Regions from separate parts of the Homo sapiens genome. Here region 2 is linked to region 1. A link is an interaction called in ENCODE POLR2A ChIA-PET data of the cell type or tissue named here. Cell type or tissue: PC-9. All regions are shown on one strand. Each heading gives the region's core, and the rest is flanking DNA. Links, peaks and the distances in the headings are about the cores only. Region 1 overlaps CSNK1A1 (casein kinase 1 alpha 1). Region 2 overlaps ARHGEF37 (Rho guanine nucleotide exchange factor 37).

Region 1 (8,417 bases), core at 235-8,234:
GATCTCTTGAGCTCGGGAATTTGAGACCATCCTTGGCAATCTGACAAAACCCTGTCTCTACTAAAAAATACAAAAAATTAGCTGGGCGTGGTAGCTCGTGTCTGTAGTCCCAGCTACTCAGGAAGCTGAGGTTGGAGGATCGCTTGAAGCCTGGGAGGTGGAGGTTGCAGTAAGCTGAGATTACACTACTGCACTCCAGCCTGGGAGACAGATTGAGACCCTGTCTTTAAAAAAAAAAAAAGTTCACGAAGAGGCGCGACTTTGATAAAATGACAGGTTTTAACAAGTGGGCTATGTAAGTTATTTAAGAACATAGTACTGTATAGGAAAAGCACTATATGGGAAGAACATATGTATTTCTTCTACTAATATTGTACATAATAGGGTAGGTAGGGTCATGAAATTTTATTTAAATTTATGAGGAGACCAAGCCATCATTTTAGCTCTCATATCTTCCTATGAAATGGTAAAATATCCCGCCCAAAAATATCTTTTTGCTTATACTTAAATGCATTTATTTTTCTATCTTGAAATGTTTGTTTTTAACTTTGTTTTAACCCTTGAACCTATAGGGGTTTCCTGCAGAATTTGCGATGTACTTAAACTATTGTCGTGGGCTACGCTTTGAGGAAGCCCCAGATTACATGTATCTGAGGCAGCTATTCCGCATTCTTTTCAGGTCAGTTTTTAAGGTATTTTAAGATTATAAACTCTGTGAGGGAAATTGGTTAAATTTACCTAACAAATTCATTCTGATAAATACTAAAGTAAAGCAGATCTAGCTAACATGAATAAAAGGTTTCAGAAACTGATTTATTTGGGACTAATTTGGCATTTTTCTATTTGTAGTGTAAATAGGTGATTTTAGTTTGGAGTGGATAGAGAGTTGAATCATACTCAAAGTAGAATGTAACTTTTCCAGAATAGTTATAATTCATATTAGATATAAGTGGCTGTCAGTGCCTTCTGGAACTCTCCAACTTTGTACAGTACCAAATAAAAAGCAATTAAAATATCACATAGTCATGGAGTCTGATCAAGTGGTAGCAGTCCTAAACTAGGGTAGGGTTCCTTAGGCACAACCCAGAACTGGTCTTGAAAAAGGGGGGGGAATAGATTACATGTGGCTCAAACTCTTAGTTGGAAGAGAGTAAGAATTGAGGTAATCCGCCCAGGTACGGTGGCTCACGCCTGTAATCCCAGCACTTTGGGAGGCCGAGGCGGGCAGATCGCTTGAGGTCAGGAGTTAGAGACCAGCCTGCCCGACATGGTGAAGCCCCATCTTTACTAAAAATACAAAAATTAGCCGGGTGAGGTGGTGCTCACCTTTAATCCCAGCGACTCGGGAGGCTGAGGCAGGAGAATCTCTTGAACCTGGGAAGCGGAGGTTGCAGTCAGCTGAGATCCCCCCAGTGCACTCCAACCTGGGTGACAATGAGGCTCTGTCTCAAAAGAGAAAAACAAAGAATTCAAGTAATCTGCCAGGTGCAATGGCTCACACCTATAATCCTAGCACTTTGGGAGGCCGATGGGGGTGGATCACCTGAGGCCAGGAGCTCGAGACCAGCCTGGCCAACATGGTGAAACCCCGTCTCTGCTACAAATACAAAAATTAGCTGGGTATGGTGGCAGGCGCCTGTAATCCCAGCTACTCAGGAGGCCGAGGCAGGAGAATTGCTTGAACCTGCGAGACGGAGGTTGCAGTGAGCCGAGATTGCACCACTGCACTCCAGCCTGGGCAACAAGAGCAAAACATGGTCTCAAAAAAAAAAAGAGAGAATTCAGGTAATCTTTTAACCCCAGAAAAGTGTCTTCCCCAGGTACCAGTCAGACATCTTATTCCCAAACTTCCAGTTGAATATTTACTCTTACTTGTTTTTAGGAAGTACCTCCTCTTATGAGTATTCCCCTAGATAACTGACAGCTTGATTTCATGTTTCAGTTTTCATGCTGCCTTTTTCATCTATAATAAGAAATATTTTAGAAGCTGCCACACTTGAGGAAATATTCGTTGTGTAAAGAAATGCTGTCACTGTCTTAAAAAGTTAGTAGGTTATATAACTGGACTCTGTTATTAAAGGATTAACATAAAATATTTTATGTGTTCCAGGACCCTGAACCATCAATATGACTACACATTTGATTGGACAATGTTAAAGCAGAAAGCAGCACAGCAGGCAGCCTCTTCCAGTGGGCAGGGTCAGCAGGCCCAAACCCCCACAGGCAAGCAAACTGACAAAACCAAGAGTAACATGAAAGGTTAGTAGCCAAGAACCAAGTGACGTTACAGGGAAAAAATTGAATACAAAATTGGGTAATTCATTTCTAACAGTGTTAGATCAAGGAGGTGGTTTTAAAATACATAAAAATTTGGCTCTGCGTTAAAAAAAAAAAGACGTCCTTGGAAAATTTGACTACTAACTTTAAACCCAAATGTCCTTGTTCATATATATGTATATGTATTTGTATATACATATATGTGTGTATATTTATATCATTTCTCTTGGGATTTTGGGTCATTTTTTTAACAACTGCATCTTTTTTACTCATTCATTAACCCCCTTTCCAAAAATTTGGTGTTGGGAATATAATATAATCAATCAATCCAAAATCCTAGACCTAACACTTGTTGATTTCTAATAATGAATTTGGTTAGCCATATTTTGACTTTATTTCAGACTAACAATGTTAAGATTTTTTATTTTGCATGTTAATGCTTTAGCATTTAAAATGGAAAATTGTGAACATGTTGTAATTTCAAGAGGTGAGTTTGGCATTACCCCCAAAGTGTCTATCTTCTCAGTTGCAGAGCATCTCATTTTCTCTCTTAAATGCTCAAATAAATGCAAAGCTCAGCACATCTTTTCTAGTCACAAAAATAATTCTTTTATTTGCAGTTTACGTATGATCTTAATTTCAAAACGATTTCTTTGTTTTTGGCTTGATTTTTCACAATGTTGCAAATATCAGGCTCCCAGGGTTTAATGTGGAATTGAAGTCTGCAGCCAGGCCTTGCAAATTGAAGGTAACTGGGGCAAATGCCATTGAAACCGCTAGTCTTATTTCCTTTCTACTTTTCTTTGGCACTCTTACTGCCTGTAAGGAGTAGAACTGTTAGGGCACACTGTTGCTATACAGTTTAACTCCCATTTTCATGTTTTGTCTTTCTTTTCCCATTTCTGGGGCTTACCTCCTGATACCTGCTTACTTTCTGGAAGTAGTGGGCAAGTAAGATTTGGCTCTTGGTTTCTAATTTTTAAATTTCTGAATACTGCCCTAGTCTGAACTTGGCCTTTATAGATTAATCTTTGCTTCACATTTTTAGTGTTGTATTTAAACTATTTTATAATTTAAAAATAGATTCTAATCTGAAGATACTTTTCAAGAAATATTATTAACTGATGTCATCCTCATCCCAGCAGCTCATCTGTTAGGAATGAAGTTGAGATGCTTCTATTCCATGTTTTTGTATTTGGGAAGGATTCAAAGTTGAAGGTTTATTGTCGTTGGGTTTTTCAGATGGTGACATGTAAACTCAGGATAGCAAACCCTAATGTTCACACAGTGCTCTGCCTCTGCATCTCAGTTGGGATAGTTGCTCCTTTTGAGTGTTTTAATCATCGTATAACTAATCATAGTGCCAAGAAGTTCATAATGTGTTATGTAGCTAATGTCACTGAAAAACAGTCCTACCATTTTAGGTAAGACCAAACAGAGTCTCTAACCCAAGGACTTGTTACACCTGACAACCTATAGTATATTTGCTTTTTCTCACAAAATGAAACCAATTTTGCCGAAAGCTAGCTGGGATAATAGGATCATCACAAGTTGCAGTTTCTATAACTAAAATTAGATTGAAATCTCTTCTGACCTAGAACATTTTACTTCAGGCATTCAGCAGATTTCAGAAAGAATTACCTTATTTTAAGTTAGTTTCTTTGTTAGTTTACTGTGTGTCTCTTATTCAATAAACAAGCAGAATTTGTGTCCTGCCCTATCCATGTCTTAAAGATGAGAAGTTGGATCCACTGAGTTAGTTTCATTGGGGCGGGGGAAAGAACTGTAATTAAACTTGTTTAATCCTTATTTTGTATTGTAGCTATTTTTTGTAAAAGCAACTTAAAATCTTTTAAAAATTTTATAGTGACATTAGAGACAATGGTCATACAAATTATCACATAAACATGGACTTGAAAAATTAGGCTTTTCATAAAACACATCACATGTCATTGACTGCTTTTTAGAAATACACTTCCAAGGCAGTACATCTGTATTGCTACTGAAAAGTGCCATTTCACAGAACACAGACTTCTTTTTGCTCTTTGACATCTTGAAAACATCTGTTTTTCTTTTTTAATACAAAACTTTGTGCTCAAGACAAATCTTACATGAAACTCTCATAAACCATGAAAATGTAGCTGGCCTTCGGGCCTTAGGCATGAAATAAGCATGAGGAACATATTCCCCTAACTTCTACCCCCAGCCCAGCAAGTTATCCTTTAAGAAATCTCCTAGGAATTCTGGAGTTTGAAAACAATTGCTCTATGTTATTCCTGCTTCCAGTCTCTAAGTAACAAGGGCATTTAAAAGCATAGTCTCTTAAGGTCCACTATAGTGGTTCTTTATTTAAGGAATAACTCAGCTGGGTGCAGTGGCTCACGCCTGTTATCCCAGCACTTTGAGAGGCTGAGGCAAGCAGATCACTTGAGGCCAGGAGTTCGAGAGTCTGGCCAACATGGTGGAAACCCATCTCTACAAAAAATACAAAAATTAGCCAGGTGTGGTGGCGTGCACCTATGGTCCCAGCTATTTGGGAGGCTGAGGCAGGAGAATTGCTTGAACCTGGGAGGTGGAGGTTGCAGTGAGCCAAGATTGTGCCGCTGCACTCCAGCCTGGGTGACAGAGTGAGACTCTGTCTCAAAAAAAAAAAAAAAAGGAACTCATACAGCTCAATGATTCATTGATCCCAATAATAAATCGTTTTAATAATGATGAAAACATCCTACTGGGGTTTTCTTGTTAAAAACTTTAGGACAGGCGCAGTGGCTCATGCCTGTTATTCCAACACATTTGGGAGGCTGAGGTGGGAGAATTGCTTGACCCTAGGAGTTCTAGACTTGCCTGGGCCACATAGTAAGACCCTGTCCCAGCTCCCTCCAACATCGTCCCCAACCCCCCCCCCCCCAAAAAAAAAAAGCGCCAGGCGCAGTAGTGAGTGCCTGTGATCCCAGCTGTGTTGGGAGGCTGAGGTGGGAGTATCACCTGAGCCCTGGAGGTTGAGGCTGCAATGAGAGCTGTGATCATGCCACTGCACTCCAGCCTGGGCAACAGATGAGACCCTGTGTCACAACAAGGAATTTTTAGAAGGTGCTTTTTATATTACTCTTCACAGAGTTAAATTTTCAGAGGATTTAGTATTATTGAACTAAGTTTCATAAGTGTATTTTAAGCAAGTAAATCTCTAATGTAGGAAAATCCCCAAAATGGTAGCATTTACTAATGTTTTATATGGTAATTTTTGAAAAATATATCTGATATTTCTTCAGTAAAAATGGTGTTGTTTTAATAACTTAATAAGAATGTTTAAAGATTCTTTAAGTCTGGCTTATCTAGCTAATGTGGGCCTATTAAATAATAGGCAGACTTCTGCCTTCCTTATATTCTTTAGATCTTTTCAAATACTCCATTCCAATATCCATCAAAAGACTTCTCTTTATGCCACTTATTATCTATACTAGTTTTTAATGTTCAATTACTACAAGATTATAATTACTGTTTTTATTCATGTTCCCAAGAAAAATACATAAGATTCACACCCAACACACTTCGAAATTTATTTCACTCCCTTTGACTATATGTGATTATCAAAAAAGTATTTTTCAAGATATTAAAAATAAGTAAAGGAAAATGAAATATTTTTAGGACATTCAAAATCTAATGAAGTTCAGTGTTTCTTTAATTGAGGGCAGGCAGAGGTGGGGGAGAATTTCAGAAGGTAGTGAACCCAAAGGTGGATTCTTGGATAATTCTACTATTCTGTACTCTCATCATCTTAACCCATCTGTTTACTACCCTAACCATAGTTACTAAGCAGAGTTTTATCATAATAATATAGACAGCTCTCAAAGTATTGACATTCAGAGGGGATTACAAATATTATTTTTCTATCATATTGACCTACCATGTCCACAGTCTTCCTTGAATTACCTTCCAGTTTTACTGGGCTGCATCTACCGTTTATGTCTAGTTTGACTTTTTCTGAGTTCACCAATTGCTGCTAGGAATGTGCTGGTCACTCAGCAGCACACCCACATCACAGGGGAAGATTTTGAAATACCTGGACAGTCTGAACACACTGCTCTGAATACACTCAATTCTAAGAAGTACCAGGGAACCGCATCTTCTTGCTGAAATCTTGAATTTTTGTCAGCTTTTTTTTTTACTGTGGACAGTAAAGCTGGAAAGATCTAAATAACCCAACAGGAAATGCGGATGAAAGTGCAAGAGTTGGTTTGTGGTCATCTGGAGTCCATGTCTCCAAGACTGCTGGACCTTCAAATTCTGCAACTTGTTAGATCATCTGGATGATAGCACAACTGTTAGAAGACCTAGAAGAATACAGCGTTGCTATGACTCAGTGGTGTTGAATGCAGACCATCTACCAGCTGGGGAAAGAATCAATTATAAACAGGTATTTTAAAACTCCAGAACGTCAGAAATGTGTAGCAGAATGAATTCTGTTATAAGGAAGACAAAACAATTCAGTCTGTTTTTTAATGCAGTTTAGGAATAGTGTATACCTCCTATACTTAAAATTGTCATTTATCTTTCCCAACTTTAAATACTCTTTTAGTTTCTATAGGGAAGGAAGAGTTATTACAGGTTTTTTTTTTTTAATTATTCTTTAACTTTAGATACTGCCAATCTGATTTAAAATTCTCCAAGCTTAATTCTGTGCAACAAACAGAACCACACAAGCAGCCAGGCACTGTGGCTCACTCCTATAATCCCAGCATTTTTGAGGCTAGATGGGAAGATCACTTGATCTCAGGATTTTGAGAACCATCCGGACAACATAGGGAGACCTCATCGCTATTTTAAATAATTTTAAAAAGAAAAGAAAAAAAAAGGCCGGGTGCGGTGGCTCGCTTCTGTAATCCCAGCACTTTGGGAGGCTGAGGCGGGCAGATCGTGAGGTCAGGAGATTGAGACCATCCTGGCTGACACAGTGAAACCCTGTCTTTACTAAAAATACAAAAAAGTAGCTGGGGCCGGGCGCGGTGGCTCATGCCTGTAATCCCAGCAGTTTGGGAGGCCGAGGCGGGCGGATCACAAGGTCAGGATATCCAGACCATCTTGGCTAACATGGTGAAACCCCGTCTGTACTAAAAATACAAAAAATTAGCCGGGCGTGGTGGCGGGCGCCTATAGTCCCAGCTACTTGGGAGGCTGAGGCAGGAGAATGGCGTGAACCCAGGAGGCGGAGCTTGCAGTGAGCCAAGATCGCGCCACTGCACTCCAGCCTGGGCGACAGAGCAAGACTCCATCTCAAAAAAAAAAAAAAAAAAAATTAGCTGGGCGTAGTGGCGGGTGCCTGTAGTCCCAGCTACTTGAGAGGCTGAGGCAGGAGAATGGCGTGAACCCAGGAGACGGAGCTTGTAGTGGGCGGAGATCGCGCCATTGTACTCCAGCCTGGGTGACAGAGCGAGACTCCGTCTCAAAAAAAAAAAAAAAAAAAGAAAAAAAGAAAAAAAACCCCACAACCATGTTATAGGAAAAGTTAGTATAAATGACATAGCATAATTAATATATTCAAAATAACTTTTAAAAAGTTGTCTTGTAGCTTGAAGGGATCCTAAATATCAAAAGCCCATCACAAACTTACAAGCCTTACTGCTACGTAAATATCCCTTTGAACTAGTTTCTGGTTCTATTTAAAAAGTCGAAAACTGTTGAAATTAATTTACGAATAAGAACAGATACACACTTTGTGGGGAGGCTGAGGTGGTAGGATCTCCTGAGCCCAGGAGTTTTAAGTCCAGCCTGGGCAACATAACAGCAAGACCCCATCTCAAAAAAAAAAAAGCATATCTTTTGTTTATTTTTTTAATAGACAAAGTCTCACTATGTTGCCCAGGTTTATTTGGAACTCCTGGCTTTAAGTGATCTTCCTGCCTCAGCCTCCCAAAGTGTTAGCATTATAGATGTGAGCCACCTCGTCTGGGCCAGAGCATACATTTTAGATTTCAGATTGGGTGGCGGGCAGGGATAGAATATCCTTGTTAGTTATATAAAAATAAACTTTTTTTTGCTTTTTGCAGATTTGAAATTTAATTAAGCTATTAACTTCTTAATCATCACATCCTCCAACTCTGTTTTAACTCCCCCCTCCCCCTCCCCTTTTTTTTTAAGGAATA
Region 2 (8,417 bases), core at 282-8,281, 120 kb before region 1:
CCTACTGGCCAGTGAAGAACTGGACAGTCTTTGGGGTGGAGGAAGGATGCTTACTTGTGTGGTGGGAGGTGGCTGCACTTTCTCAAAGGTCTCTTGAAAGGAGCGAAGCTGGTTACTCGTCCGGCCCAGTGCGTCCTCCACCAGCTTCCTGAAGGCAGGCTCTGGGACGTGGTGGTGGGGCAGCTAAGTGGGGACAGACACTGTCAACAGAGCTGGGCAAGAGGGGACAATGAGATCCCTGGCTTGCTTTGGGTTTATATTATTTTCAACCCAAGGAGTTCTGAGTGATACTCTGTCCTGAGACCTTGACCCTGTGCAGGATCTCTTGCATTTTCGTCAGACAACCTAGGAGTGAGTGAGATGCCACAGCTTGTCACCAGATTCACAGCTTGTCACCAAACTCATTGTTCTTAGTGCTGACCTAGAGCCTTCCTCCCACCAGGATTCAGGGAGATTGAGGTTTCTGCCTGCAGCCTTTTCCAGGCTCCACAGGGACAGGCCACATGCATGGACCACAGGACACAGATAAGGCAGGCTGGCAGCTGTCACCAGCAGACTCTGATGGACCAATCAGGAAGCGCCCTTACTTTCTGCTTTTATAAACGTGACCACCTCTCTACTGGCATCCCCAAACACTCCCTAGCTCTGCACATCCCAGATTTAATGCAAGGGGTTGGGGGCAGCCCAAGAGAGAAAACCTCTAGGCTACAGGAGAGGGAAAAGATAACCTCATCAGATTTACTCTTCTGCCCTCAAGGAAGAGACAGTTCTTTTACTGATGGTTCAGGCCTAATTCAATTTGCAGAGTGTCTGGGACAGAACTCTGTGAGGGCCAAAAAGAGAAAAAGCTTGCAGTCCCAGTCCCCATGCTTGAGGAGAAACACATTCATGGATTCCTGCAGCAGAAGGCAGGCTCTGAAAAGTACTAAGCACAGTTCCATCCACAGGGCTGCTGGAGTACAGAGGATAGGGAGATGACTTCTCCCCCTCAGGAGATGGGGAGCTCTGAGAGCTTCATGGAGAGACTCATTCATCTGCCACTTGTTTGGGGAGCTCCTACTCTATGCCAGACACTGAAAGTGCTCAGGGACAATGGAGAGGGGCATTCTAAGCTGAGGCAGGTGTCTGTGCAGAGTGGCCACATCCAGCAGCTGTGTGCTGGAGGGGAGGGCTGTGGGCTAGAAAGGTGATGGGGTGGGGAAGGCAAATCTTAGTAGAGTTTTCATGCAAAGAATTGGATGGGGAAAAGCTGAGCTGGAGACTGTGACACACAGGAAACAGTGTGTGATATTAGGAGTATTGAAATTGCTCCCAAGGTGGGACCCAACAGCAATTCAGCTCTCATGTTGACATCTGAGAGCAAGATCTGGAAGCAGTTGGGTGTTCTTTCTTGTATCAACTCCAGTCTTCCAAATTCTAAAATCAAAGTTTGCATTTGGAGGTTTATCCAAACCTCTGTGGAACCTATTTATGCTTTCAGCCGGTAGCTCCTTTTACAGGCTCTTGAGTGTTGTGGTTCAGAGTCCAGGCCCTGGAGCTGAACTGTCAGAGTTCAATGCTTGCTATTAGCCGTGTGGCCCTAGACAAGCTACTTTACCTCTCCGTGCCTTGGCTTCTTTATTTTTAAAATGAGTATAATTATACCTCCTCTGTAGGGTTGTTGTGAGGATTGAATGAGATCATGCATGGAGAGTGCTCCAAACAGGTACATCCTAAATACTCATGAGAAGATGGCTGCTGGAAGTAGTAATAGTAACACCGGCTTGAGACATTTACTCCTTACTGTGTAGAAACGACCTTCTGTCTCTGTCATCAACTTCTAGTACACTCCAGAGATCAGTCCCAAGATCTGCCATTGTATGAGCAAAGCTTCTTCTGCTTCTGAGTTGCAGGACTTGGGAATGGTCTGAAATCTCAGTCCTATCCTTGCTTTCATGGTCTGACTTCACTAACAGAGGGAGACTGGGCATGAGAGAGATCTGGAAGGTTCCCACTGCCTCTTCCTAAGGGCCTGATGACCTGTTTTCAGGCCCATCCTCCCTCCATCCTAGCCCCTACACACAGCTGGCTGATGGGGCTGCAGGGCCTTGCCTGGCTACTCCCCACAGGTGTCCAAGTCTCAGAGGCCTTACCTGGGCCATGCTTCCCTCTGCCCTCTGCAGCACTTGCTTTGCAAGGTCCCTCTGGAGGGTCACGAATGTGCACATGATCTGGCCCAGCCACTGCATGACCAGCTGGTTAAACTGTGGGAGCTCAGCCACTAGCAGCGAGTTGAGTGCCTGGTATGTGTGCCGGGCGGCCTCCTCCTGGTAGGTCACACTGCCCACCTCCAGCAGCTTCTCTTCCACCCGCTCAAAGTCCAGTAGCTTGTCCAGACGCTTCTTGATCAGGTTCTGAGGGCCAAGCAGGGCTTTGGCCAGGCTGCACAGTGGCTGCCACACCAGGCCTTCTAGCCGTTGCTTCTGTGGGGAGACATGAGCGTGGGAGTCGGGAAAGGAGGTGGCAAAGGGCAGGGGCTGTGAGAAGGGGCTTTGGAAGCATGCAGGCCTGGATTCCAGTCTAACTCCCACTGACTAGCTGGGACCTTTAGCATGTTATCTAACTTCTCTGGGCCTCAATCTGCCCATCTGAAAAATGGGGACGATGCATGTAATGAGCTTAACAGAGTGCTTAGCACAGAGTAGGCATTCAATCTTATATAGCACTTTGAATCATTATTATGCAAAGACCTTGAAAAAGTTTTTTGTTTTTTTTTTTGAGACAGGGTCTCACTCTGTCTCCCAGGCTGCAGTGCAGCAATGCAATCACAGCTCACCGCAGCCTACCTGTCAGGCTCAAGCGATCCTCCCACCTTAGCACATGCCACCACACCCAGCTAATTTTATTATTATTATTTTTTGTAGAGACAGGGTCTATGTTGCCCACAGTGGTCTCTAACAACTGGGCTCAAGCAATCCTCCTGCCTTGGCCTCCCAAAGTGCTGGGATTACAGGCATAAGCCACCTTGCCCAGCCTTAGAAAAGATTTTGTATAGAGTGGTGGTCAAGAGTCTTTGGGGCTCAGATCCCAGCTTATCACTGACCATCTGTATAAATGACCCAGGAGGTGACCCCCTCTGAGCCTCAATCTCTCACCTGCAGAATGGGGTTATTCAAAGTAGCCACCCCCAAAACCATATGGTGAGGATTAAATGATGTAAGGAATATAAAGGGCTTAGCATAGAGCCTGGCAGATAGTGAGGCTCAATAAATGTTAGTGGGGGCTATTTTTATCAGGAAAGTGCACTAATAATAATCTCTATGCTGCTGACCACTCAGGAAGATTACAGATGTGGCAATTGTGTAAAGTGCCTGACTTCTTTTTTTGAGAAGGAGTCTCACTCTGTCTCCGGGCTGGAGTGCGGTGGCATGATCTCGGCTCACTGCAACCTCTGCCTCCTGGGTTCAAGCAATTCTCCTGCCTCAGCCTCCTGAGTAGCTGGGACTACAGGTGCACACTGCCATGCCCGGCTAATTTTCTGTATTTTTAGTAGAGACGGGGTTTCATCGTATTGCCCAGGCTGGTCTCAAACTCCTGAGCTCAGGCAATCTGCCTGCCTCGGCCTCCCAAAGTGCTGGGATTACAGGCGTGAGCCACCACGCCTGGCCAAAGTGCCTGACTTCTAAATATTATTCTTGTAAGCTCTACCACCTGCCTAACAAAGAAAGGAGAAAGGAAAGGTTCCACTCACAAATTTCAGGAAGGCCTCAAGGTGAAGGTCTCTTGCCAAATTGCAATACTGCACTGCAGGCCCCTCGGGGATGTCCAGATTGTATTCGTGCGGCCTGAAGTAGAGGAAAGCCTGGACCCAGTACCAAGGAGAAACATCCAATCATGCCTGTCATGGCCATCTTACGCTGGAATCCCCTTCCACCATACCTTGAAGAGGTTTTCCAGGCTCTCTACACACCCCCAATGAGAGGGACACACACAGCTGATTCTATTCTCACACAGCTTAAGTGATTAGAAAGTTCCGCCTTAGACTGAGTCAACATCTTTCTCCTCATTCCAGTGCTTCTTGAACTTCATACATTTACATGCCACCTTTGTGGGGTTTTTTTCTTTTTCTTTTTTTTTTTTTTTGAGACAGAGTCTCACTCTGTCACCCAGGCTGGTGTGCAGTGGCATGATCTTGGCTCATTGCAATCTCTGCCTCCCAGGTTCAAGCAATTCTCCTGCCTCAGCCTCCTGAGTAGCTGGGACTACAGGCGTGTGACACCTTGCCTGGCTAATGTTTTTCGTATTTTTAGTAGACACAAGGTTTCACCATGTTGACCAGGCTGGTCTTGAACTCCTGACCTCAAGTGATCTTCCCGCCTCGGCCTTCCAAAATTCTGGGATTACAGGCGTAAGCCACTGCACCCAGCAGTGCGTTTGTTTTTTCCCATGTCCATATTCCACATGTTCTATTAATACTTTTCTCTAACTTTTCCTATTTACATCAATGCATTAAAAAAATGCCCCATAGCATTTAAATCTTCATTTAATTAGTTGCTCACATTGACGCATCAGGAGATGTCATCAAAAATCTGAAAAATACCTGAATTTCCAGGTGTGTTTTTCTTAAAGTCAGAAGAACTGGGCCCATATTCTCACCCAGCAACAACCCCCCAGAGCTGAGGAATAGCTGCTCCTTTAGATTTGATTCATGTATTCATTCATTCAGCCCTTCAAATTCCAAATATTATTTTATATTTAAGTTCACTGAAAAGTCTCATAAACAGCCTGTTAGACACTAGGCTCCTATTGCATTGGATTGCCTGTTACCTGCACACTTCACTCAGTAGCATTACCTGCCTGGCCCCTTTAGGCACCTGTTTGTCTCCCCTGCTCTAGGTGCTGGTCTGGCAGAGTTGCTCTGCGGGGCTCTGCTTCCAGTGAATTTTGGCCCTATGTGGTAGGAACTCCAATGGGCTCGGAGCTGCCCCCAGTATAATGGCCTGGGGCTGAGGAGTGCTGGCCAGCATTCTCCAGAAGAGATGAGACAGGATGACCTCATCTGGTTGGTTTCTGAGGCTGGTGCCTTTCCCAGCTTGTAGGCTGGGCCCTGCAAGCCTCCTGCCAGGGGAACCCAGCCCAGACTCGCCCTTTATGAACCCTGCAGTGTCCTCACCTGCAGATTGTCCAGGTAAGCAGCCACGTTGTTCTTCAGCTCAGTCACACACAGAGACACCCACTGGAACCTCTCTTCTAAATCATCAAATTCCTTGTCTTCTGTCTGAAAGTAATGTGTGTGAGGGTTGAGAATATCCACATGGGGGCAGTGTACACCGGCTTCAGTGTTCCAGGTCCTCACTGGGACAACCTTTCCACAGACTCGCCCACCAGAGCTGGTTCTCGCAACCCCAAAGCTGAGAGGGTGGTGTAGCTCAGTGGTTTTACATTCAGAGCATGGAATCGGATACACAAGCATGAGCCCCAGTTCATTGGCTTCCTAGCCGTGTGACTCTGGACAAGGGTTTTACCCTCTCGGAGTTTCTGTTTTCTCATGGGGATAGTGGGAACACTTATTTCATTGTGTGAGCATGCTTGGTTTCAGAGCAGGCACTCCACCAACCTGTGCTGCTAGAAGTAGCTATTTAGGGCTGGTCCTTTGCCCAAACCCAGAGACCAGCTCTCCTATCTGTGTAAATAGGCCCCAAAGAGAGTGGCCCAAGACACTGGAGAAACCCCTCCACTGGCTCTTCAGAATCAAGTGGGGTGCCACCTCTGCCTCTTCCCAGCACCTCAATCTCTCAGCCTCCATTGCCTCAGTTCTGAAAGGAGCCTAAGTCCCCTGTCTACCCACTGTGCAGGGCCTGGCCTTGGGGGTGGCTGGATGTGACTCTTCCTCCCAGGCGCACGCTCACCCTGGGGATCAGCCCCGCCTCCTGCTTCAGCAGCTGGCTCAGCCGGGTGGTCTTCTTGGAGAGGGTGTGTGTGTTGATGCGGGCCAGCCGCTCCCGGAGGGTCAGCTGCTCTACCTTGGTGTACTTGGAGGCTGCAACGACAGAGAAGAGGGGAAGCACGGTGATCAAGCCAACTCAGGAAAGTGGATGTCACGGACATGCCCGGCTGGGCACCTGCTTGGGCCCTCTGCTCCATCAGGGTCACATTCATGAGGTTAGTGAGTCACACAGGAAAAGCATAGGGTCCTCTGTCTGAGGTGTGAGCCCTGGCTGAAGAGCTTCCTGCCTGCTTGACTTTGGGAAGTCACCACTCCTTGGGGCCTCAGTTTCCTCATCTGTAAAATGGGACCAGCCACCTCGCAGGATTGCTGGGAGAGTCACCTAAGACAGAGGGTCTGAATGAACTTCCTAAAGAAGAACCCATGGAGGAGAGATTTGCCTGGGGTCCCTCAGCCACTTTGAGCCAGGCCAGCTGGGAGCCACGCTTCCCGGTCCTGACTCAGTGCTTCCTACTGATCTGTCGTAGGATGGAGAAGCAGGTGGGGAGGAAATCCAAAGCTGCTAAATATAGTATAGCATGGTGGTGAAGACTCCAGGCCTGAGTTTGAAACCTGGCTCTGTCCCTTACCAGTTCTGCGACAGGAAGCAAGTGATGCATGCTCTCATTTTACCTGACTGTGAAATGGGGCTAACAGGGCCAACCTCAGAGGGTTAGTGCAAAGACCAAATATGACAATGAAGGAAAAAGCATGGCACAGCTAGCCCTTAGTAAACATTAGCTGAATTGCCATTTTTATGTTGTCTCAGTCATGTAATTGAGTTTCTCTTAACTTGAGACACTGTTTCGTTTTCCAAACCTTTCTGTTTTAATAACCTGAGAGGCAGGCTCCCCAGATATATGCACAGCTCTTTACCTCCCCACTATTGATTTCTCCTCCACAGTGTGGCAGTCATGTGGTTTGGATGAGATTGATCTCACTTTAGCTCAAGGGGTGGATTGCTGACTGATACAAGCCAATTTATATAATTCCAAACCCCTGGCAACAGTGATTAATTCAAAGAAGGGCACATAACCCAGACCTAAGCCAATCAGTTCATGATGCCCTAACTTTGGTGATTAGTTCAAGGTAAGCACATGACCCAGGTGGGTCCTATCAAAGAGAAACTTTGACTTAATTTTTGTGGCTAAGGGGGAAAAAACCCTGCCTTACCCGGGTAAGTGTGGTGTGCAGCTGTGAGTCTTGGAACAGCCACAACTTACTATTATGAGGCAAGCCAGCCTGAAGATGAAGCTGATACAGAGTAAAGAGCAGAGACAAGGGAGTTACAGGGAACTGGAGCCAGCACCCTGATCGAACCCTACCTAAAGCTTGCATTACCTCTGGATTTATAGTTACATAAGCCACTACATTCTCTTTACTGGTGAAGCAGATTTTAGATAAATTTTCTGTAACTGGAAGCATTCCTACTAATGTGTCCCCTTAAATGCCCAAGTCCTTACCCACTTCCTTGCGCATCTTGTACTCATTGATATTGGTGTTCACGTCCTGGAGGGCAGAGACAGCCCTCTGAAGGACAGGATAGGCACTGGCATCAGGGACTGTGTTCTCCAGGATTTTCTGCAGCAGCAGTGGGTACCTGGTGATCCTCTGCAGAGGAATTACCAGCAAGAAACTGAGGCCTGAAGATCCAGCTTGCGGCCTGAGGGAGAAGGCTGGTATTAGGCAGGTAAATCCCACCCTCTGGAGGACCAGGGGGCCTGGGCTGTAGTCCTCACTCTACCATTTAGCTCACTGTGTGATCTCAGGCAAGTCACCCCCTCTCTGCGATCCTCCAGTTCCTCATCTGTAACTTGTGAGTTCTAGATGTTAGGCAGGCAGTGACGGTTCTGGGCCTTGGTTTCCCATCTGTCCCAAATCCAATGTTCAAGCTCTCTGCCCTCAGCTTGCTCGGCCTCTCCACAGCAGACACGACTGACTACACCCTTGCTCTTGAAACACTTTCTTCTTTTGGCTCCAGAGACACCCTCTGTCCTGCTTCTCCTCATACTCTGCAAGCAGCTCTCTCAGCCTCCTCTGCTGGCCTCTCTCCAATGCCGGAGTGCCCTGGGTGTCCTCTCCTCCCTCTCTCTCCACTTTCTCTTAGTGACCTCATTTGGTCCTATGGCTTTAAACACATCCCAAGCCCAGATCTCCACTTCCAACTTCTGTTCCAGAGCTCCAGACTGACACATACAACTAGATCCTTGACATCTCTGCTCAGATATGTCCCGAGCGCAGCTCAACTCTGTGTTGTGTATCCACATGATATCTTATTTAATAGAATGGTCTGCTGCCTTAAAGAAATGTTCGTGTTTTTTTGTTTTGTTTTGTTTTTTGAGACAGAGTCTCACTCTGTCACCAGGCTGGAGTGCAGTGGTGCGATCTCGGCTCACTGCAACCTCTGCCTCCCAGGTTCAAGTGGTTCTCCTGCCTCAGCCTCCCGAGTAGC

Evidence for each region. Peaks named below come from ENCODE experiments on the same cell type or tissue, not always from the same donor. Only the 100,000 strongest peaks of a DNase experiment are listed, where the experiment ranks them.
Region 2: POLR2A ChIA-PET joins it to region 1 with 20 read pairs; 5 of 35 experiments call an interaction of 5 or more read pairs at or near these places.

What each region holds. Positions count from the first base shown.
Region 1 is chr5:149,499,289-149,507,705 of GRCh38, reverse strand. CSNK1A1 (casein kinase 1 alpha 1) reads left to right here. Exons shown (of 10, transcript NM_001892.6): 8 at 573-679; 9 at 2,111-2,259. Among named protein-coding and RNA genes, the nearest start is that of CSNK1A1, 48 kb to the left of the region's middle. RefSeq lists an enhancer at 8,246-8,417. In PC-9, for the core only: no CTCF peak of the experiment used is centred there; no DNase peak of the experiment used is centred there.
Region 2 is chr5:149,615,778-149,624,194 of GRCh38, reverse strand. It overlaps ARHGEF37 (Rho guanine nucleotide exchange factor 37), which reads right to left. Exons shown (of 13, transcript NM_001001669.3): 5 at 7,429-7,628; 6 at 5,889-6,019; 7 at 5,153-5,257; 8 at 3,731-3,841; 9 at 2,133-2,462; 10 at 55-183. Among named protein-coding and RNA genes, the nearest start is that of ARHGEF37, 38 kb to the right of the region's middle. RefSeq lists enhancers at 5,837-6,106, 6,237-6,366, 7,237-7,306 and a silencer at 8,083-8,283. In PC-9, for the core only: CTCF peaks have their summits at 5,083 and 5,293 (motif pointing right); a DNase peak (open chromatin) is centred at 5,124; H3K27ac peaks cover 1,860 bases.